Regions from separate parts of the Homo sapiens genome. Here all the other regions are linked to region 2. A link is a loop called in an ENCODE intact Hi-C map of the cell type or tissue named here. Cell type or tissue: sigmoid colon. All regions are shown on one strand.

Evidence for each region. Hi-C counts contacts between places; a loop is a spot of excess contacts. Peaks named below come from ENCODE experiments on the same cell type or tissue, not always from the same donor. Only the 100,000 strongest peaks of a DNase experiment are listed, where the experiment ranks them.
Region 1: a loop joins it to region 2, with 2.8 times the contacts of the local background. A loop is called at or near these places in 7 of 110 quality-filtered maps.
Region 3: it touches region 2 in a loop (5-fold over the local background); 8 of 110 quality-filtered maps call a loop at or near these places.

The regions. Positions count from the first base shown.
Region 1 is chr6:711,968-719,967 of GRCh38, forward strand. No RefSeq gene overlaps it. Among named protein-coding and RNA genes, the nearest start is that of EXOC2, 23 kb to the left of the region's middle. In sigmoid colon, no CTCF peak of the experiment used is centred here; a DNase peak (open chromatin) is centred at 4,405; H3K4me3 peaks cover 98 bases; H3K27ac peaks cover 817 bases.
Region 2 is chr6:620,877-628,876 of GRCh38, forward strand. All of the region lies in intron 4 of EXOC2 (exocyst complex component 2), which reads right to left. Among named protein-coding and RNA genes, the nearest start is that of HUS1B, 32 kb to the right of the region's middle. In sigmoid colon, a CTCF peak has its summit at 4,131; a DNase peak (open chromatin) is centred at 4,359; H3K27ac peaks cover 850 bases.
Region 3 is chr6:783,392-791,391 of GRCh38, forward strand. No RefSeq gene overlaps it. Among named protein-coding and RNA genes, the nearest start is that of EXOC2, 94 kb to the left of the region's middle. In sigmoid colon, CTCF peaks have their summits at 3,757 (motif pointing left) and 3,958; no DNase peak of the experiment used is centred here; H3K27me3 peaks cover 1,055 bases.

The DNA of each region.
Region 1 (8,000 bases), 91 kb after region 2:
TGGGAATCATAGGAGAGATTTTTTAAAAATTCTTATCTGCAAAGGTAGAATGAATGGGAACAAAAGCACTGACTGTGTATTTCTTCTTAGTCAGCTTCTTCCAGTTGAGCCCATTTTCTTGGCAAATCAACTCTTTTGTTAGGTTGAAAAGGGTATCATTTCCTTTTCACAGTAAAATCAGGAATTTCATTTTGTGCAATACTACAGCATTTCCTGTCATTGAATTCTAATGGTTTGGGAGTGTGTTCTTTACCTAGCTTTCCAATACAAAGCAAGGAACAGAAAAAAAAAGTCTCTTTCCATTTGCAATAGTTTCTTTTTTTTTTCTTTTTTTAAATTATTATTATACTTTAAGTTTTAGGGTACATGTGCACAATGTGCAGGTTAGTTACATATGTATACATGTGCCATGCTGGTGCGCTGCACCCATTAACTCGTCATCTAGCATTAGGTATATCTCCTAAGGCTATCCCTCCCCCCTCCCCCCACCCCACAACAGTCCCCAGAGTGTGATGTTCCCCTTCCTGTGTCCATGTGTTCTCATTGTTCAATTCCCATCTATGAGTGAGAACATGCGGTGTTTGGTTTTTTGTCCTTGCGATAGTTTACTGAGAATGATGATTTCCAATTTCATCCATGTCCCTACAAAGGACATGAACTCATCATTTTTTATGGCTGCATAGTATTCCATGGTGTATATGTGCCACATTTTCTTAATCCAGTCTATCGTTGTTGGACATTTGGGTTGGTTCCAAGTCTTTGCTATTGTGAATAGTGCCGCAATAAACATACGTGTGCATGTGTCTTTATAGCAGCATGATTTATAGTCCTTTGGGTATGTACCCAGTAATGGGATGGCTGGGTCGAATGGTATTTCTAGTTCTAGATCCCTGAGGAATCCCCACACTGTTTCAAAATATACATGGCTTGAGATTTTGTAAGTTTAGGAATTTCCAGCCACAGGAAAATCAAGAACTGTGAACTGCCGTAGCATCTGCTCTCACTCCCAGGGAGGGCAGCTCTGGGAGGAATGGCCCACGGAGCATGCGCAGCTGTGGCCTTCCAGCCTGCCCCTCTGGCCCTCAGGTGCCGCGGTCTGCTTCTCTTCTTGTCTTCTGTCTTTTCACCACCATACCGGCAGCTCTTGGCGTTTGTTAGCACCTTCCATCCATCCAAGTGGCTTCCAGAGAATTATCTAATGAATTCATACCAGTGTAAGTTATTCATAGGGTTTAACTGATTTATTCAGCAAATGTGCAAATGTTTCCAAGCACCCTACTTGTTGAGGTCTCTGAGAAATATAGAAATGATGCTGGCACTTGATAAAATACCAAAATAAATCACCACCCTGCAAGGCTTTGGGCTCAGTGTCAGAGATGGAAGGGACCTTGATACCACGCAGACCAAACCTCTGATTTCATAGATGAGAAAGTTAAGGCCTAGAACTAGCCAGTGACATGAGCAGATTTCCACTAAAACTCCGTAGAAATCTGCTGGTCTCTCTGCTGCTCTTTCTGGATTGCATCAATATCCAAATCTTTCTCACATGTTGTGGTAGATGAAATTGCTGTTAAAATATTCACTGCCCCTCTGACAGGCTTCTCCCACTGAGGGAATGACACACCCTCATCCCACTAACATCAGCCTTGGCCCTGACTTGCTTTGAGAGTGGAATGAGAGCAGAGGTGACCTATGCCGTAGCGCGACAGAAGCTATCTGCCTTTGTTTTTTTTTTTTTTCTTCCAGGGCATCCACATTAATCTGGATAAAGGCTGCTTCTTCAGCCACAGCTAAGGTGCATGTAATAGGAATGAGAGCCACCTGTGTTTCAGAAAGCGTCTGGGATTTTAGAGCTGCTTGTAACTGCAGCCTAACACAGCCTCAGCCGACTGATACATCCAGTGTCGTCAAAACAGAGCAGGTATTGTTCCATTCTGTACAGTTTAACCTTAATCGGGACCCTCATGTGCACTGGGATCCTGATTTGGGTTCATGGACGGAAGACGCCCATGTACTGTGTGCTCCAGTGCTCCGTGGACGGTCTGGTCTTTTCCCAGGCTGGGCATGGACAGAGAAGGGCACACCTGGAAAGCCAGGGACTCTGCTGTCCTGCAGTGGCCAGGTTTACCCACGCCTTGAGAGGCTTTCATTTGAAATTCAGGGCCCCAACTTAGCTGTCCAGGTGGGAGAGACTCTCCAGAAAAAAAGGATGAAGATGTGCTTTCTGTCTTTGTATTTTTGGTAACTTCAGATAGCCTCAACGTGAGCCACGTGTTCCTAAAGAAAAAATCAGAAAACATATCCATGACATAGGCCAGTAGGGAACGTATTTATGAGAAAGCAGGAAAGCAGGCCCAGGGCACACAGATCTTATCTGGGGAGGTGGCTTTTCTACTGGACTTTGAAGAATGAATAAGAATTTGACATTCAGAGATGGCAGGAAACAGCCATTTGTGGTAAAGGCTCATTGTGATCGGAGACATTAGAACAGAAAGGCCTGGGATGTTTCAGAAAGTTGGTAGTGCAGTTTTTATTACTTCTTACAGGAACATGTTCCTCTTAACAGCAGAAAGAGGCTTAACCTAAAGAATTTAATTGCTAACTATACAATTATGTTTACTAGGTTAGGCCAAGTATTTTGTTGTCTGTTTTTGTTTTATGAAGGAGAGGAGGTTGCTGTGGATCACCACACGTGTCTACCTAGTCTTTGATGGCTTACAGCATTTTACTGATATTTAGGCACTGATCATGTATAAGGATAACTCGTCCACTTTTATCTGTGTTCTCTATCCTGGACACTGAGCTACTCAAGGGCAGGGTGAGTGTCTTGCTGAACTGATATCCTGAAGCTGAGCACAGTTCTTGACACAAATGGGAATGCAGCAAATGCTTATTGAGGAATAAATCAATAAATATGGCTAGCCTGCCTCAATCTTAAAATGTAGAAAATGTGCCCATTTTCTGAAGTGAAGGTATTATGTGCCTCTCTTCAATATGTAGAAAAATCAAAATCATCATCATGATTCACCCAACGTGTGTAATGGCCGACCCTGAACAGCGAGTCAAATGTTTTCCTTTAGAAGAGGGTTCACAGCTGTGCTGGGCATCTTCCTGTTTTATTTGTGACCATGGGTGCCTTTGCAAATCCATTTGTGACTAAATTCACAAAAATTTAGTCACCAAAAAAATGAGAAGAAGCAATATGTAATTGCCCTTTGAAATTGATTTGCAAACCATTGTTTATTTCAGCTCAGTGTTTTAAAATGATATTCACAATAATGTGAATGTCTCTTCCTGCCCCAGCTCATTCTATGGTCCATGCATGTTTCTGAATCATATGGCTGAGCTATAATCCCCAGAAACCAGGGACAGCTGTCCGTGGACGGACATGCTTTTCTGGAAGGATCTCTCCACTGGACACCTTACAGCTGGTGGGAATTACCTGAGCCATGGTGATATGGAAAAACCCACATCAGTCAGGATGCTATGACTAATAGAGTCTAATATAGTTCTTTAAAAGAGGTAATTAATTTGTTAGCACAAAATGGCCAGAATGATTTATAGAAATAAAATAGATACTGCATATAAATAAGTACTTACTGTTGATGTCATCATTGGAGGCAGTGTAGACATGCATAAACAGATGGAAAATGGGGCTGTTGATTAGATACTAGTTCTGCCCTCTATTGCCTTGGGAAAATTAACCACTCTAAGCTGCAGTTTTTTAATGTGCCTGATGGAGATAATGTTTTCTACTTGTCTGCATCGTGGTGCATGGCACAAGCAGGTACCTTAAATATTTGTTTCCTTTTCTTTTTCCATCATAAATAAGGATTTATTATGTGCTGTAACAAATTATTCTTCATGATGATTACTTAATTATTTTTTATTGACTTGGTTTTTATTTGATTTTTGATGATATTTTAAATTATTACACAATCAGTTACCTTTGATCGTGACTGTATTTGCTAAATACAAAATAGTTACCGTTCCTTCTGTGAGCAAAGCAATCGGCTCAGGGCTAATGTTCACTGGCACGGTGCTTACCCAGGATTTCCCTCCTTCCTTCCCAGCCCTTAAATCTCCTCCCTCCCACCATCCTCCTGATGAAATACATTCCCAAACCATAGCCTGTTTAGAGGTTGTGGCACATGGCCATCTTCAATATAGCAGTCCACTCTGAATTTAAATTTGTCACCATTTTCCTTAGAGGGAATGAGAAGGAAAATGAATTTAATTTAGTATAAAAAATAAACATTTCTGGGCACTGGAAATGTCTGTGGTGTTTTAAGAGCTGTTATCATTAATCAGTCAAGCATGTTTACCCAGACCCAGGATTGCTTATGAAACTGAACCGCACGCCCCGAAGCCCTTCAATGAGAGATGGCCACCAAAAGCTGAGGCAGGGAGTGCGTGTTCCCGGTCATCGTCACAGGCCCCAGCTGCTCACGGGGGTGGCATCTTTCAGAGCATGCTCCTCATGGCTGAAAGGAGGTGACACAAAGCAGTCGTTGGAAGTATTGGAAAGCACCACGTGTGCTATTGTTACCTTGTGGCTCTCCAGTTCTGGCCAGGGTATTTTCTTGTGGTTGTGCTTCTAATAGTCCATCCTGTTATAATTTTCAAAGGCAACATCATCTGCATGAATTCTTTTTATGCCAGTTGTAAAACAGCCATGATAATTATTATCATTAGGTGATTCTCACCACACAAAAGGGGGCATGGCATCTGCCAGGCGGGGAAGGTTATTTAGGAGCCAACAAAGCCAGGAGGTGGGCAGGCAGCACTCGCAGTCTGCGCTGGAACGAGCAGAGTCTGGGCCGGGGAGAGCTGGTGCGCGTGTCACTTGAATGTGCGCCTCCACTGCCCACAAAACACTTCCCTTAGAAACAAAGGCAAAAAGGAAGCCCAACATAGAAAACGTGAAACCAAAAAACAGCAGATTCATTCATTCAAGACACATGTGTTGAGTTCTAATTATATGCTTGACACAGGTCTAGGCTCTAGTGAGGAACCTGAAACAAGGCAACACTCCTCCCTGCCCAGAGGTAGCACAGGCGTTCCAGAGGGAGAGAGCGATAATGAGCACTTGCATATTTAATATAATGCCCGACGGGGCAGCATTCACTGAGAAAGCAGAGAGCAAGGGGAGGAGATAAAGGCTGACCGGAGGGCAGGGGGCCTATTTCACATGGAGGTCATGGGAAACAACTGAGGGAGATGACATTTGGCAAGAGACCTAATGAAGTGAGTAAGTCGTAAGAATTCAGGGGAGAAGGGAAGTGTTCTAAGTGGAAAGGACCAGCAAGTGCAAAGGCCCTGAGGCATACACGAATGTGATCCGGGAAGTGCAAAGGCCCTGAGGCATACACGAATGTGATCCGGGAAGTGCAAAGGCCCTGAGGCATACACGAATGTGATCCAGGAAGAGCAAAGTGGTCCTCCAGGCAATCACAGAAAAAGAGGGCAAGAACAATGGGGTGGAGGTCGATGAGCTACGCAGGAAGCAGGTCAGGGCGGATACCACGGGCTGCACAGTGAGGAGTTTGGATGGAATTGTGGGATTTTGATGGGCAGGAGAGAGGATGATATGATTTGTGTGTATAGAGATCGGCTATAGGGTTGCAAGAGTCTGAAACATGGAGAAGAATTTGCAGGCGTTTGCGTTAGCCTAGGCCTGCAATGGTGATGGCTCTGAAAGGAGTGGAGGCAAATGTGAGGAGCAGGTGCATTTGAGCTGTGCTTTGCAGGTAGAACTGGGGGCCTTGCTGATGGAGTGAATGTGAGGAGGGTGAGAAAAAAGATAAACTATTACAGCATAGTAGTGCTTACGAGCAAAGACTAACCGTAACCCTAGGGTTAGGAGATGATAAGAGCCTACGTCGTTCAAGTCTTGTCTTTGCTCCTTACTAGCTGTGTAAATTTGGGCAAGGTATTTAACCTGTCTGTGCCCATCTGTAAAATGGGGATGATCATAGTATCTCCTTCGACTGGGGATTGTGAGTGTGCATGGGACACACACACGTGTTTAGAACACAATCTGGCCTCCAATAAGAATATATGTGTTAGTAATTACTATTATTGGTGAATTAAGCAATTAGGTGAATTTGGTGCCATTTACTGAGATGGAGAAGACTGGAGGAGGAGTGAATTTTGGGGAAAATCTTAGGAATTCTGTTTCGGAAGTGTTCAGTTTAAGATGTTTATCAGACTTATACACAGAGGTGTTGAGCTGGACATAGGAATCTGAAGGTCCCAGGGAAAAAGGAACTAGAAATAGAGATGCGATCTTTAAAGCATGACTCCTGAAAGAGATCAGAAACATTGAGAGCTTGGGGAAAGGAGGAAGAGTCAGCAAAGGGAGTTAAAAGAAAGGGCCGACAGTGTTGGAGAAAATTAAGTGTTCATTTTCTAAGAGAAACAGTGCTTCAAGAAAGAGGCAAGGCCAACTCACAAAGTCCAGTAAAGTTTGGAGCCATGGACGCTGCAACTTGTACAAGAGGCTTCAGTGTTGTGTGAGGTCAGACGCCTTTGCGGAGTGGGCCTGGAGAGCAGGCAGGTGAGAAAGTGCAGATGGTGTATTAGAAAGGCAGCCGCCAGGGTGCCTCCGCCCAGATGCGTGCAAGCTTGAGCTTTACAAACCCTTCACTTTCATGTTGGCACTGCTGTAAGGCCCATGGTTTTCTTGTTCCCTTCCTATTCTTTCAGGAAGGAATCAGAGTCAGCAATGATGGTTCTGTTGCTTAAAACTAGTGACACTGGCACACTCACCTGAATGGTGCACAATTTGGCACAAACGGATTTATGGATGTGAGTTGGAAATTGAGAGATTCTGTGTCCTAAAACCAATCTATAGATGATGATCTCCAGGTAATAGAAAGTTTTCCTGCCCTCTAAAATGATCCTATGTGTTTAATACAAATGTGCAAATAAATAAGACATCTGTACTAGCAATGAAAAGCAATCAGACAAATCGTGTAATTTTGGAAATCCTCACAAATGCTTCTTGTTTTTGTTTTGTTTTTGAGACAGAGTTTTGCTCTTGTTGCCCAGGCTGGAGTGCAGTGGCATGATCTTGGCTCACTGCAACCTCCACCTTCCAGGTTCAAGCGATTGTCCTGTCTCAGCCTCCTGAGTAGCTGGGATTACGGGCACCCACCACTACGCCCGGCTAACTTTTTGTATTTTTAATAGAGAGGGGGTTTCACCATGTTGGCCAGGATGGTCTCGAACTCCTGACCTCAGGTGATCCACCCACCTCGGCCTCCCAAAGTGCTGGGATTACAGGCGTGAGTCACCGCGCCTGGCCCACTAATGCTTCTTAACCTGTCCCTTCCTTTATGGACTTAATTGCGTCTTCCCAACATTCACATGTTGAAGTATGTGACTGTATGTGGAGATGGGACCTATAAGGAGATAACCAAGGTTAAATGAGATTGGAAGGGTAGGGCCTTGATCCAACAGGACTGATGTCCTTATAAGAAGAGAGAGAGGCATGAGGGCCATGGGAGGACACAGCAAGGGGCGCCATCTGCAAGACAAGGAGAGGTCTCAGAAGAAACCAGGCATGCCGATCTTGATCTCGATCACTGACTTGCGGCCTCTGAAACTCAAAAACGTGTTGTTTAAGCCAACCTGTCTCTGGTACTTTGTCACAGCAGCTGGAGCTGACTAATACACTTAACCTCACATACCTATTTGAATGATGTTCTTTAATCTCTTTAATCATGGTATCTCTTTAATCTCTTCCCTCTCCAGCAACCCCACTGTCGGTGCCCTCATTCAGGCACTCACTACCTTCTTCCTGCACCATTAGAAAAGTCTTCATATTGGTTTCATGTCTGCCCTAATCAACCCATTCCCTACACTCTTTCCAAGTCATCTGTCTTAGGACCAGAGCCAGGAATAGGATTAATTGGAGTCAGAGCTTCCCTTTAGGGCACTTCACCTGTTGGAGAACTGGAGAAAATATGAAGAGGATGCTCACTACGGGTGCAGGT
Region 2 (8,000 bases):
CTGGTACTGCCATAGGTGGTCTGTGCTCTCTGCCTGCCAGGTATTCGAACCTACTTGAGTCTTGGGGGCATTTTCACGGGTTCCCTAAAGGGCTCTGGAGGACTCCTCCAGCCATGACTCATGGATGCATCTGCTTCCTATTGCCACTCCTCAGCCTCCAGTGGTCTCAGTCTTACCGCAGACACTCCCTGCTGGAGCCCCTCCACGTTCAGGTGACCAGTGCCCATAGGCACAACTTCCAATGGCCTGGAGCCCACTCTCTCTAGCAAGGTGCTTGCACACCTGGACATGGAGAACACCCCTAAAATGCAGCCACCTCTACTGTCCATGCAGGCTCTGTGTCTCACAGCTGCAGGGAACACTGTCACCTGGAGGTCCCACTCACCAGGCCTCAGTGAAGACGGTCACATGCTCTGCATCCTCCCACTTCATGGCCTACCCCAGCTCTCCCCACAGATATCTCTGCACAAACCCTCCTTGCCTCTCTACACATCCTCTCCCTCTGTGGTCCCTAGAAGAACAGGGAATGTGAGCTGCAAAACCAGATCTCGAGGAGTTCCTCTATCAACCCTGCACAGCGAGACGCCACTCACTCCAAAGTCTAATGCCTACTGCGTGAGCATCTCAGCCAGGACAGGGCGTCCCATTCACATTCGGTAACACTGTCCTTCTTCACTATGTTCCTTTTTTGACTGGGTGGGGGATGCCTTGCTTAGAATGATGATAACAGAAAAGAAGACAGATGAGATTTTGGGAGGTGGCACCACTTCCACCGAGACTGAGTCGATCGTGCATCTTTTCTCACTAGCTTCACGAGTTAAAAGATTTATAGTCTGAATCCTCCCGATACATGCATGTGGCATTCATTACTTGCTGGTCCTTTTCACCGGTCAGCAGTCTCTGGGAGGGAGGTGGAGAACTTTGAGTTTTTAGAAGTTTATTTTGGTTTGGATTCTTCATGCTGGTTCTCATACTTTACTTAGTAAGAAAATCCTTTCACCTTTGGAAGTTTTTCTCACTTTATTTATCTGCACCCCATGCCTCCAAGTTAGAGCTTTGGGGGAATATAGAGACTGAGTGGAGGCTTAGGCTAAGCTGTGACATGCTGAACCCCGGCTAAGTGACCCAGAAGTGCCTCCTTCTGCAGTCCTGCTCTAACCGGCAGGCAGCATCTGCCTGGAGCACTGTGTGAGGGATCACGGGCTTTGTCTCAACTCAGCTAGAAAGAATGACATGACCAATTAGTAAGGCGTGTCATCGCGGGCAGAAGTCATGGTGGCTGCAGACCATGTTTCTGTCGACCTTCCTTCTAGACACGGCCATTCAATGTGGTGTCTCACACTTCACTTGGTCAGAGAGTTAAATGGTCTGAACAGAATCAAAATGCGCTACTGGTATCAACTAAGTTCCTACTAACAACAGTCTTCACACCTGATTTAAGTACAAGACATCCTCATCCAGCAGGGATCAAGTCCAAGTAACCTAAGGACACAGCTGAGAAAAAAGAAACGAAAGAAGGCTGAGAAGTCAAACAGCTTCTGTGCCCCTCCCCCACGCCCATGGTGCTGCGCTGTGCCTCGGTGTTTCTCTGCCCATAATCGAACAGGGAATGAACGGCAGTTGCTAGCGTTAAGAGCTGATGATGTGAAGAAAGGATCTGTGACACAATGGTAGCAAGTAACGCAAGAAAGTATAAAATGCAGACACAAAACTCAAAAATACAGCAGCTGCATGCCCTGGAGAAACGGCTAAGAACACACAGTCCCCATGGGTCTGGCAGCTACGTCATACTCCACGTGTTTAGCCAAAATAAAAAATGTTTTAAAAAACAGAATGTACACAGCACATACAGAAAAGGCTCTGTCCTAAACAGTTACAATGCTTAAATTGGTGGTACTGATGGTACTGAACAATGTAAACCAGCAGCTCAGAGCTTTCCATTCTGTACTCCATTTTTAAAATTCCCCTGATACTTAAACTCTGGTAACATCTCACTTACAATGCATTACTAAATTGTTATTTTTACAAATCTAAACTGCTCTCAGTTATATCATAACATAAAGGCCTGATGTCTAGTGGAGGGCTCCAGGAGAGGGACTGTTAAGATTTTAAGAAACTCTCCTACCCCCAGGAGTCCCTCCCTCCCTCATCCTCAGAAGGAGCAGGGATGGGTCTAGCCAGTCCCTAGCAGTGGGGCCCCTGGCCAGAAAGCAGTGGGTCTGGTGAGGTCCCCACTGGCCCTGCACTCCCAGCTCTTCAGCCATGAACATCCCGTGCACCACAGGCCGCTGGGAGGACACGGGTGGCAGAGCCTGAGACTTGGCTTCTGCATTGGAGTGAGCAGGGAGGCCCAAGCCCCTGGAGCTGGATTCTGAGATTCGAGCCCCACCCACCCGCCAGCACCCCTACCCGGATGCGTCGTTCCTTCAGGCCCCTGAACTGGGCCAGGTACAATTTGAAAAGCACTACATCTCTTGGTCAAAATACCACCTCCCCTAAGACGGAGCTGATTATTCTGAGAGTTCTTACTGAAGACATTAAAACTCTTTCACTGATCTTAATTGGAAGACATGTATTGAGACTTATAGCAGAAATCAGCCTTACAAGAACAAGACAGACATTATTTTCAAGATGGTGAAATTCTAACACAGATGTCAAATAATCTTCCCCAAATCACACCATTAAGGCCAGGACTAACCTTGCCCGGACACACAGAGCCTGTTTCTAGTGGACACTGTTGGCTATGACCCACCAATCACCCTGGACCCTCTCTGCTGAAACACAGCCCCCCAATTGCCCCTTAACTGGGGAGAGATCAACCACCATAAGCCAACCGCGCTTGTCATATTCCCCCTGCTCTTGATTGGATAAACTTGTTTTTGAACAGTGATGTCGGAGGAAGGTCTGTTGGAGCACATCTGGGAAAGGTCTCCATACTTTCAAGAAGGGAAACCAAGAAGAGACACCATCTTTCTGCCTGAGAACATCATTATGTCCAGTTTCAACCACAATTGCTAAGGAAATGTGTTTTATGCTAAGGGCAACAGAACAGCCAGCAAACCCAGGCTCCTCACATCTTGGTGACATGACTGACTCAACCAACCTTTGGAGTCTGCCATCAATGAATATTGTATATTATGAAAAAGTAGATTTTATTTTTGTTTAAATCAATCTTAATTGCAGGTGAAGGCATCCTGATTCCATATTCTATTGCAAAATATATGCCTAAATATACTGATCTTTTATGCAAACACCTCAAAAATGTGAAATAAATGAGTTAGAAAAAACAAAAAATGAATACCAATGCCAGAGTCCATGAAGCTCCATGGGTAACACAGCTGCAAAAGTACAGGTGGCTCATCTCAGTATTCCCAACGGGAAGCAGCAGTAATAAGCAGTGGCTAAGAGCACAGGCTCTGGGTTCAATCTCGATGTTTGCTCAATCCACCTGTATAATCTCGAGAAGTTATTCCATTATGAATGGATCACCATACCTTCCTCTTAGGAATGTTTTGAAGATCAGAGTAGATAATGCTTGTGGAAGCCTAGCAGTTTCTGACACATGATAAATGCTCAAAAATGTTATTTGCTATTATTTTTATTATTTATACTTATTTATATCTTACAGACTAATTTCCTAAGTATTATTTGATTCCCATGACAATAACTGAGTTAAATATTTCCATGTTCCAGATGAGGAAATGGCCTCTGAGAGGTTATATGTAAACAGTCGAGATTTGAACCTGGTACTTCTACTGTCAAACAGAGAACCAGAGGGTTTTAGGTGGGAAATACGATCACAACTACAAATCCGTAAAGATGACAATGCAGGAGAGTGCGAAAGGGGAGCTGCTTTCAAATGAAGAGAATTGCTAATGCCCTTAATAACAGTAACAGGAAAGGAAGAGGTAGTATATCAACACAGCTAATGAAGCACGGAGTAAAAACTCTTACGTTTGTTCAGAATAACTGGATTTCGGATTCTACATTTCCAAGTGAAGTCCCGGCTCAGACACATCAGAAAAAGCAACATACGCTCTGAGTACTTCAAACCAAGCCTGCATTTTAAATCCACTAGCACAGAGTTAGGACTGAAAGTGACAGAGACCCTACTGTGTAAACTCACGAAATGTTTTCATCGAGGAATCGAAACACACAGTTTCAGTCACGGACAATTCCTGCCACCCTGAACAGATATGTTTTCCATTAGATGGCAGTGTAAGGTCAGATTTAAACCTTCTAAAAAACAGCTAGCCCCAAGCCAGGAGAAGACACAGGCCTGTGGACTGAGCGAAGAGACACAAACAGGCACGTTCTTCACACTTCAGCACTTGCTTTCCAGTATGAGGACTCTCTGCAGCAATGACCCATGCAGCATGCAAATCAATGGGCCTCCTTCTGAGACAGCCCCAGCCACCCCACACACAGTGAGGCCTGGCTGCAGCGGTGTTATTCCGCGCTTGCGGCAAAGAGAACACACTTTCTTGATTTGGCGGATGGAAGACGGAGGGGGGAGGCCAACAGTGAAAGTGGGCATTGCTAGTTCTTTGTGTGCATGCTACACATATCTCTCGTAGCTTTCAATTTTTACCAACATTGTTTACACTCTGTTGTATTACGTATTATAAGTTTGTTTCCGTTCTTTTTTTTTTTTTTTTTTTTTTGTCTGACCCAGTTTCTGGACTTGAAGGCGTTCTCATTGCCCATCTATTTTTACACAAGTTCTAAAGGTAAAGTCACCTAAGGCTCTTTTCTTCTGCACTCATATTAAGAATTAATTTGCCGTCAGTTTTCCTCTTTTAAAATACAGTCTTCTAAATGTGGTGGGAAAATTGAAATTGGTCTTTTCTTTCTGTTTGAAGCCAGGCCGATTCGAAGAAAATCAGGTTTGCATCGCCCATAACACCCATGTAGAAATAAAACAGACACTAGTGGTGCAACAACTGACTCTTCTAGACAGCCATTCCCAGGTAATAAGTCACAAAAACAGTTGAGATCATATAAAAACAGTACAAAGCTCCTGATTTCTGCCCCTGCGCCCATATACAGACCGTCTCCTACACATTACCCATAAATACCCTCTTGTTAGGCAATTGAGTATTGATTTCAAGAAACAAAGCCTAGCAAAGGTTCTTACTTAACATGAACCTGTTTTTACCTTCCTTTTTGGTTTAAATAGTTTGTCAGCATTACAACTGAAGTCATGCAAAGACCACATATATTTGTGACAACTGCCATCGTAAAGCAGAAATATAGACTTTTTACAAGCAAATCCTAGTCTCAATTCAAAGTGAAGTTATTTTTTCTGAGCAATTAGTAACATTTTTATAAGTATCATGACACTCTGTGTGCAAAAACATCAGTTAAAAATTTAGGAATATGAAGGGTCTTAACAGTCAAAGACAGCCAACAAATGCCACGTTGTTAAACTTGCAGGCTGAAAGAAAAAAGCATGCAGCCTGGGTCCACCGGTAAAATATTTATTAAACTCTGACTCACCCCAAAGAGCCACAAGGCAACCGTACTGTGTTACTCTCACTGGCTTTGCCATCTTCAGCTGAACCGGACACCACACGCAGGGCCCCTCACGTTCCCAGTGTGCACGCTAGACCGTCAGCTGTCGAGAATTTATCACCACAAACTGACTTCTCTCCTGAAGGCTGCCTCCCCACTGCAATCTGATAACTCACTAGGACCACAGCACTCACAAATTCTTCAAACCTTTTTTTTTTTGAGACAGACTCTCACTCTGTCACCCAGGTTGAAGTGCAGTGACCCGACCTCTGCTCACTGCAACTTCCACCTCCTGAGTTCAAGTGATTCTCCTGCCTCAGCCTCCCAAGTAGCTGAGATTACATGCGCCTGCCACCACGCCCAGCTAATTTTTTGTATTTTTAGTAGAGACGGGGTTTCACCACGTTGGCCAGGCTGGTCTCAAACTCCTGACCTCAAGTGATCCGCCCGCCTCGGCCTCTCAAAGTGCTGGGATTACAGGCGTGAGCCACCACGCCCGGCCGCAAACTTTTTTAAGTATGTTTCCACAAACAAATAATACTAAAACCCTATTATTCCTTCAATACTGACATTTTCAAAAAGTAGGTGCTCTCTAGGTTTTTAATTATTTTTTTAAAAGCCCCAAATGACATTAATAAACAGAACTAAAAGACAGTAGGGATCCTGACCTGAGTACAATACCATCCTCTACCAAAGCCTTCATCTGAAAAATAGTAAGTAAATCAGCAAAATAAAACCCACATCAACATTCTACAGTCTGCCTTTCCTTCCTTTTATCTTTCTCTAAAACAAGATTTATCTAACAGAGGTCAAAGAATTCAGTAAGATAAACACAGCTTTCTTGACAGTATCCAAAAAAAAAAAAAAAAAAAAAGAAGCCTGGAAAAGCATTTTTCTGGCCAAAAGCATTATCTTCTCTTGGTTTCTACACCTATTCTTACTTTCATCTTTCATTTTCTTGCTTCCTGGAATCTCTACATCTAGCCTCTCTTTCTTTTGAAAGTCTTTTGCCAAACACTTTCAGACGGACAGAAGGATGACTGGATGTCTGTTCACGGCCTAAAGGGCCCTCCCCGTGTTCCCTGATGCTACAGGATCCGCGCCTTTCTCTGATCATTGGCTATTCTGAGTCTCTATTAGAAAGACAGAGCTGGCTTGTGGAGGGCTAATGGCGATGCCAGGGATTCCTGTCCACAGAAATGCACATCAGGTGAGGATACCACTGGCTCCTCCGAGACGGAGTGACGGTCTTGCATCTTTCGGCATTTCTCATTGCGTATGTCTCCCCTCTGGACTTTCCTTTGGGCTGGATTTAACATCTTATTGGTTCTTTCCTTAATTATGAGTTAAATAAAAGCTCTGACATCTATTTATTTTATATTTGTATAAGAATCATGATTTTCCCTTTTTCAAAAATTATCCTTTAATATTTTACTTTATCCCATGGCTGAGCAAATATTTCTGAAACTTAAGTAACAATCTGTACAGTAACATCAAAATCTGTTAATTTTATTCCCACTGAAGTACTTATTGGATAAATGTACATAATGTTATTTTAAAATTTTAAAACACTTTAGTACCCTGGAATCTTAAGTCATTAAACAAAAACTTTTCCTATGTGGCAGAACAATGAATAGTATATATCCAAGAAGAGCAAAGAATCCTGTAAGGATGAACACTTGTGAGGCACTTGCTATGCTCCAAGTTGTTTACCTCCTCACTTCCTGATTCCTCGCATCGACCCTAAGGAACAGGTACTGCATTGTACACCTGAGGAAACTGAGGCAAAAGGAATCTAAGTAACTTACTCAATGTCATATTGCTAGTAAGTGGCACAGCCCAAGTTCAAATTGAGAGAGTTTTGCCCCACACAAAATCAAACTACCTCTCAGAGAAGAAAAGAACATTTTAAGAAAGCTAAGTACTTTCAGTGCCATTATTCTTCACTGCCATTACCAATCTCATCAAATAATTAACCTGACACTTATTAGGAACACTGCTGTTAGACGCAGTTCAGGCCAAACCACACTGTGGGCAGCAGCAACAGGAATAATAAAGAGATTCAAAGGCTGAGAAGGTGTGGGGAGGTAGAGAGAACAGGGGTGGGGGTAAACACCAAAACAGAAGTTGAAGAAATCACGTTTATGATAGTAAACGTCTGAATGAACCCTAACTGATAATTTTGTCCAAGTCTCATACTAAATATATTTTGTATATCTCCATATTCCTTTTGCCCATGTATAAAACTGGCTCTTGGTTATGAAGAGCAGCTCAGAGGGCCTCCTGCTCCACACTTCTCAGGCAGGTTGGAAAGAGACTGGCTTTCCAGAGCCTTGAAGCACCCATAAGGGGCTTACTATCAACTGCAAGTCTATTCATGCTTAAAACTGTGCTCAAATAAATACCCAACTGTTACCATTATTTTCTAAACCTTCTCAATCTTTGAACTCTTAATTTTGGAGGCACTGGAATCCTTAAACGGCTCT
Region 3 (8,000 bases), 160 kb after region 2:
GGGCTTGCACTTTCTCCCCATGACTCTGTGGGTTTTCTCCGGTGCTCTGGTTTTCTCCCACATCTCAAAGATGTGCCTGTTCACGAATGGGTGTGTCTACAGGGCGTCCTGGGAGTGAGCGTGGGTGTGAGAATGAGGGGCCCTGCCGTTGCCCGAGGGCTGCTTCCTGCCTTGCGCCCGGAGCTGCTGCCAGGATGGGCTCCGATCACCTGTGACCCTGAACTGGAATAAGCGGGTTGGGAAACGAATGCATAAAAACAAATTATTGTAAAATAACAATTTGTAAAGTCTACTATCACCCTACAAATGCATGGCAATGACCCAAGTGGCTGGAGAGGGCTCAGGGAGCCCACCCTGTTTGTTTTTAACTTTGTGGGAGTAGAAGGTGGTCCTCACAGTTTTTGCTTTGATTTCACCCCCCACCACAATGACTACTGTCACTCCCTGATTCACCAGGAATTGGATAAATAATGATCTTACTTGTTTTAATTAATCTTTCTTAAATGTATGTACGGCTCATTTATTTCAGTGTTGAATATTAGAAATGTTTTGGGTCTATATTTAGAAGACTGGTGATGTTTTTGTGACCAGAAATATGTTGTTAGGAACTTAAGTCTTGTCTGTATCGACTGGCCTATGGTAAAGTTGGTTTCTGTATTTGTTGTTCCACTTAAAGTCACAGTTTCCAAGCACCTCTTGCTGACGTTAAGTGAGAACTTACCATACAGAGCCAGTTCCCATGCTGTGTTCAAGGTTCTGGGGATACAAAAAGAAAATAAAGCCAGGCCCCTGTTCTCGGGAAGTTCACTGTCTATGCAGAGGCCTCTCTACTGACTCACAGGGCACCGACAGCAAGTACGCAGAGACCTGAAAGCAATGCAAGTTCATGGAAGGCTGAAAGAATTACAGAAGCAGTTCCGAAACCATAGAAATCATCCTCTCCGACTCCCTTTTAATTCATGAATCCTCTCTACGTCATTTCTTGTGAGTGATCCTGTGGTATTGGTTAAAATATCTCCAGTGGTGAAGATAATAACTGAATAGTGCAGCACACACTCAGCTAACAAGGGGTTCGCTCTCACACTCTCCTCATGGTCTCTGCATAGCCCTGTAAGCCACACTTGGCTAATGCCATAAGATATTCTTGGGTGGAGTTTGAATGCAAAAGGCTATAGCCTCTGGGGATGGGGGGGTACCCCAAGGTGTCACCCAACAACCCCTTGCTCCAGCTGCCTGAAGCTTCTGGATTCTCCCTGTCATTTCCCAGACTTGACTTTTAACCAGAAGACAGTGGGCACTAGAGGAAGGCACAGGCCAGGTCTCTCCTGGAGAATGCTATGGGGGTTTCTAAATGCACGATGTCATCATTTTCTGGAGTGGATAGAACCTGCTGTGCTAAGCTCGCCCCATCCCACCCTCCAGCCAGGTGGCGTGCGCATCTCCAGTTCACACAGACAGGTCTTACTGCAGGTAAGACCACCCTCATCCTGGGCCTCTCCACTTCCCTTAGCAACAGGAGTTAACATGGAGTCAGACATATTCAGGTGTTTCAGGGCTTAAGGTGGAGTCCTGACAACCTGGATGCTGTAGCTAAAACCTCCCCTCACTACTTCCGGAACAAAAAGGTGGCCGGGCTCTGAGTACCATCCCTCTGTTGACAGCTTCCCATGGCCCAAGTCCTATCCTGATGCTTGCCAGAGACCCCTAGGCTCTGCATCCTGGCTCACCTCCATCTCCACAAGAAGCCCAGGGCTTCAGGGTCACCACCCCCATTCCCACGTGGCTTTCCCCTTCTCTGTTCTGCTTCCGAAAGCACAGGTGGATCTGCCGCAGCACGGAGGAAGCTTAGGCTACGGGCCCCTCGTGTTCACGTGTGCCTGCCAAGGCCAGGCCTTTTCTCTTCCAGGGCACAAAAAAGGAAGCAGCTGTGTGGGTGCTGGAGGCTGCTGAGCCTCTCAACAGCATGAAGTCTGCGCTCCACCATGACAGTTCATCCTTCGCACACCCTCAGCTCCCCTCCCCTGCTCTTGTCATCAAAATCACTTGGCTTAGGCCAACTCCAGCCTAATGTGTACCATCTAGCTGAAGATAGCTGGAGGACACTCAGCTAGTGGACCGGTCTTGCTTAGATGTATGACTGCTGCTCTCCAGCGGACCCCAGACAGCCTCATCCACCCCACTCCCTTAGCTCCACCCAAACTTTGCTCCAAGGTCACCTTGTCAGCGAGGCCTTTCTTGATGGCCTTCCTGAAAATGCAGACCTCCCATCCTGGACGTTCTCACCTTCTTACCGCCTTGCCTTTTTTCCCTGTGTTCAACATTTACATCCTTTTTTCTTGTACTTATTCATTTTATTTCCCCCACTGAAATGTAGGCCATAGTTTGTTTAATAGTTTGCTCAGTGCCTGGAAAGGTGCCTGCTACGTATTAGGTGCTCAAACAAAGGATTTTGGAGAAAATGGATGAATGACAGAATTGTGCTAAAATAAAGAGACCACCAGAGATGAAATGGTAAGCAAAGGCCCTGCAGTGCACCCTCCCGTTCAGACAGACAGAGGGACAAGAGTTGGCCTCGGATGCAGGCAGGGAGCCACTGGGCCACCTGAGTGGCAGATGACTGCAGGAGCCCCAGGACTTCAGGGAGGCAGGGTGTCCTCTAGACACGGGAGGGAGGTGCTGAAGCCGTGTTGGGGAGGCGGGTGGGGTGTCATGTAGACATGGGAAGGGAGGTGCTGAAGCCGTGTTGGGGAGGCGGGTGGGGTGTCCTCTAGACACGGGGAGGGAGGTGCTGAAGCCGTGTTGGGGAGGCGGGTGGGGTGTCATCTAGACATGGGGAGGGAGGTGCTGAAGCCGTGTTAGGCCACAAGGGCAGCGATGTATTGCGAATGACATTTCAGCCTCTCTGACTATTGAGATTCTTCTCTCTCTTGCTTTCCTACATCTACTACATCTGATAGAACAAAAGATGCATTATTTTTCCCAGAAAGAACTATAACAGAGAATGACTCTGCATCCGGGGCCTGTGTGATGGGTGGAATGTTAACAATGGAAGGCTGGTTGGGCGCAGTGGCTCATGCCTGTAATCCCAGCACTTTGGGAGGCCGAGGCGGGCGGATCACGAGGTCAGGAGATCGAGACCATCCTGACTAACACGGTGAAACCCCGTCTCTACTAAAAATACAAAAAATTATCCGGGCATGGTGGCGGGCGCCTGTGGTCCCAGCTGCTCGGGAGGCTGAGGCAGGAGAATGGCGTGAACCCGGGAGACGGAGGTTGCAGTGAGCCGAGATCGCGCCACAGCACTCCCACCTGGGCGACAGAGCGAGACTCCGTCTCAAAAAAAAAAAAAAAAAAAAGAATGGAAGGCAGTAAAGAATGGACTGACTTAAAGGCAGATGGAATTTCACATCCTCCCACTGTTGGTTGCTACTTAACGGCACACATAACTCGCATCAGAATAGGTTTTTGAATGATTTCCTTTGTTAATGCTAAGCAACACTTTATGCACGGTGTGATGAGGAAGACACTTAACAAGGTCAAGGAAATGCTGGTAGAAAAGACCACACATCGGGTACAGTGTACATTGCTTGAGTGACGAGTGCACCAAAATCTCGGAAATTACCGCTAAAGAACTTATCCATGTAACAACAAACCACCCTTTTCCCAAGAACTATTGAAACAATCATAATAATAGTAAGGCAGGTCCCCAGGTCTACCATTGGCAAGAGCGGATTATGGGCGCAGCCATACTGCTGCCTTCTAGCGGTGGAGTGAAGTATCACACACAATTTAACAAAGATGGGGCCTCACATTTGTTGTGGCTTTTTGTTTATTTTTTTTTTTTTTGAAAAAGAGCAGAGCACATGTTGATAGGTAGAACATTTTATTTTAAAGTTTATTGTTAACATAACCTGTGGCTCAAAATCAGTGGAGATATTGGTATTATATTAGGCAGATGCCCCCTGTTAATGGATTCGGTAAAGGAAATCAGCAACCGGGCTGCTGAGTGGAATTGTGTCCCCGCCCACCTGAATACATAATAAAGATTCTAGAAATCAAAAAGAGAAGCAAAGTGCTGGGAGCTATAATCAAACAAGACAAAGAATCTTCGTGGCCACAACCACAACATTCTACACATGTGAATATGAGATAAGAGAAACCTGGAGAATTTAGTAACTGTTGAAATGAAAACGTACTGGAAACAATTGGTAGCAATTTACAGATGGAGCCACCCTTTTGTTGCTACAGATTAGTAAGGAGAATTGAGCTATACTGAGCACAAAATATACCAGGTACATAGTAAGCTAAAATTATCAACTTTAACAACAAAAATATATGATGCTAGGACCTGCATTTTGGCCTTTCACAGATAGTAAACATGGCCAAAGTTCTTTTGCTACTTACTTACATCCTAAAAGCAAGAAAATAAAAAAAGTGAACTCCGAGAGACCCCAGTCTGTGCAGTTAAAAACTGCGGGGCATGAGGACGCACGCTGCAGAGGTGTGTTAGTGTGTTGTTCTGATTTATTGAAAGACCATCATTTCTAATTATGAGAAGAAATATTGTACCAGAAAAGAACCTCAAATGAAACGTATGCTCATGCTCATGTGAAATGGGGGGAGGATGAGGATGGAGTGAAATATTTAACAGGTAAAGAGAGGCCCAGGCAACCTGTTGTGTTTTCTAAGACCTCAGCTCTGGTAGTCTGTGCCAAGTGTGTGGCGGATACACGGTAATTCAGGACAAGCTGAAGCCAGTTGTAGGCATCAGATGTGATTCTCTAAATGCGATTTAAGGGACTCAGGAAGGAGTGAACAGGTGGGTGCGAGCCTGGGCTTGTGGGGTGCCCCCCACAGGAAAAAGGAAGTGGCCGTCTTTGTCAGGCATGTGGGTGAGCGGTTACGACGTCATGGAATGCTGAAGATCTAGAGGTAGTGGTGAAATCCCTTCAACATGTGGAATTAGCAATGTCCCCAGCTCTATGGAGAAAGATTTATTGTGAGAAGGTAGTGATGGCTAAGGATACAATCAGGAGAAGCCCATGATGATGAAAGGGAGTCATCTGGAGTCTCACAGCAAGAGTGGATTTCCAGGAGGGTGGGTCCCCTGCTTTTGAAGAGGACTGTTTTCCATTCTTTTGGCATAAAGATAGAAATTTTTATAACTTTAAAAAACACACTTATTCTGCATATTATATATGTAGCTGTGATCGTAATTGAAATACCAGTTTCTGTTGGAATACAGGATTTTTTATTCTCTTTCCCCATTTGTATTAATTTTAGGGTTGCATTTGCTTTCAATCATGCAGAAGCATGACATTATACTTCCTTCAAAACTGTTTTTTTTTTTTTGCTGTTTTTTGTAAATATATATATATTTTTGCTTTACATATACTGAATCCTGTCCAGGAATTTGTTCATTCACAATTTTATTTTGGTGCTCATTTGTAAAAGTTTTACTGCTATATTTGCCTTTCATGTTTCACACTCAAAGAGTCAAAGTTATTTTATAATATGGCTTTTTAGTTCCCAGTATTTGCTAGATATGATGGTGTTATTTGCTCTCGCAGTGTCAGTGCCTAGCATTAGACCTAATTTTCCAGCAAACGTGCTCTATTTTGTTACTCGGTACATGCCAATATGAACCACTATACTTTTTCTTTAGCTTTGTGATTTGACATTTTCCTTTTAGAGTTAATAAATTATATCGCATGTGCACAACTTTAAAATCACTTTCAATGCAGGTTGAATGTTTTCAAAAAACTTTCTTGTACAATTGAAGGGCATTTGAATATGTCTGCACATTTTGTATAAAAGTTAATATGATGATTATAACAAATAATTGTTAAACTATGAGTATTGATTTCCCTGCAACCTGAAATTATCTAACTAGTGCAAACATAAATCAATTGAATTATATTTATCTCAATGTGACGTTATCTTGATGTAGTTGGTTTGGCAATAATGAGATTGACAATGGAGAATTTGAGGGATTACAGACATTTTGTAGCCATTATGGCTGATATGAAAAACCAAAATATTAATTTATGAACACTACCTTGGGATTTCTGAATTCTTCCTTCTTTTTTCCAGGGAAATATTCACTTTATTGACAAATTTAGATATGGAGAAAATAAAACACTTAGCTGATTTCAAATTTTCTAAGATTGTTAAGTTGCTCGGGAAATCTTAAATTTCTTGTTTTAATATTGTGTGTTTGAGATCTCTCACTGGCCGGGTGTGGTGGCTCATGCCTGTAATCCCAGCACTTTGGGAGGCCAAGGTGGGCAGATCGCTTGAGCTCAAGAGTTTGAGACCAGCCTGGGCAACATGGCAAAACCCCATCTCTACAAAAAGTACCAAAAATTAGCCAGGCGTGGTGATGCGCACTTGTGGTCTCAGCTGCTTGGAAAGCTGAGGTGGGAGGATTGCTTGAGACTGGGAGGCGGAGGTTGCAGTGAGCTGAGATCACACCTGGGTGACAGAGTGAGACCCTGCCTGTATGACTATTGCTGTCTTTTCTATTGGAAAATTTTTAAAGAATACAAATACTGAAAATAATAAAACCCAAAACTCAAGTGCTCACCTTTGAAGATTAACAAATGTGAATGTGTTAAAAATATTTTCTTCAGATCATTCTTTACATAAAATAAATAAAGCGTTGTCAGTAAAGTCAAAGTCTTTTTCGTATTTTTCCCCTGCTAACCTATTTTAATTGGAGAGGGAAAAGGGTGGAGGGGGAACAGCCCCTGATGCATTTGCAACTTCCAAATGTTCACGGAAGGTGCCGCAGACCGATGGTTATGTTAGAAACTGTCACTCGTGTCCTGTCCGCTTTAACTCTGCAGACTACTGGAAGAAAATCCGTCAAGTGGACGAGTGAGGCCTGGGAGCAGCTGAAACGCGGAGATGCTTCACATCTGATCCAAGCATTTGGATCCAACCCATTTTGCCACTCACTCGCTCTACTTAGGGTTTCCTCCGGAGCTGCTGGCAGCCCCACGTGGGTGTCAAACTTGGGCCTGGGATGATGTTCACTGGGAATCATAGGATTCAGAAATTCAAGTATTGGGATCAACGTAGCAAACCACCTTCATTTTACAGATGAGGAAGCCAAGGGCAGGAGAGTAAAGGAACATGTTTTCAGGACACACAATTAAGGCAGGAGTGAGCAAGACCTAATTCCATCTGCCCCCTTTTCTTCCATCTCCTCCTCAATTCATCTCTTTTTCAATCAATCTGAACCAGAGCCAGTGATTTTAATATTCAGGCAGTTTCAAGACCATTCACTTTATAACCATTTTAAGATGGAACTAAAATTCAAAAAATGTTTTATTCTGCCTGGTAATAGAACTGGTTCCTTCCAGTGGGTTCGTGGTCTCAGTGACTTCAACAACGGAGCCCCAAACCTTCACGGTGAGTGTTACAGCTCTTAAAAATGGCACGGATCCAAAGCGTGAGCAGCAACGAGAGTTATTGTGAAAAGCAAAAAGAATAAAGCTTTCACGGTATGGGAGAGAACCCAGGGAGTTCGAGGTGTTGGCTGCCGGGGGGTGGCAAGCTTTTATACCCTTATTGGTCCCTGCCCATGTTCCGTTTTTGTCCTATCATCCTATCAGAGTGCCCTTTTTTCAATCCTCCCTGTGATTGGCTACTTTTCGACTCCTGCTGATTGGTGCATTTTACAGAGTGCTGATTGGTGCATTTTGCAGAGCGCTGATTGGTGCATTTTGCAGAGCGCTGATTGGTGCATTTTACAATCCCCTTGCTAGCTACAGAACACTGATTGGTGCATTTTACAGTCCTAGCTACAGAGTGATTGGTGCATTTTACAATCCTCTTGTAAGACAGAAAAGTTCTCCAAATCCCCACTCCACCCAGGAAGTCCAGTTGGCTTCACCTCTCAGAACCTCAGTTCTAAAAGAAAATGTTTCATAAAACAGCAGAAAGAAGTTCTTGGATATGAAATATCTTTTTCCAAGCAAGTATTAGGTGATTAA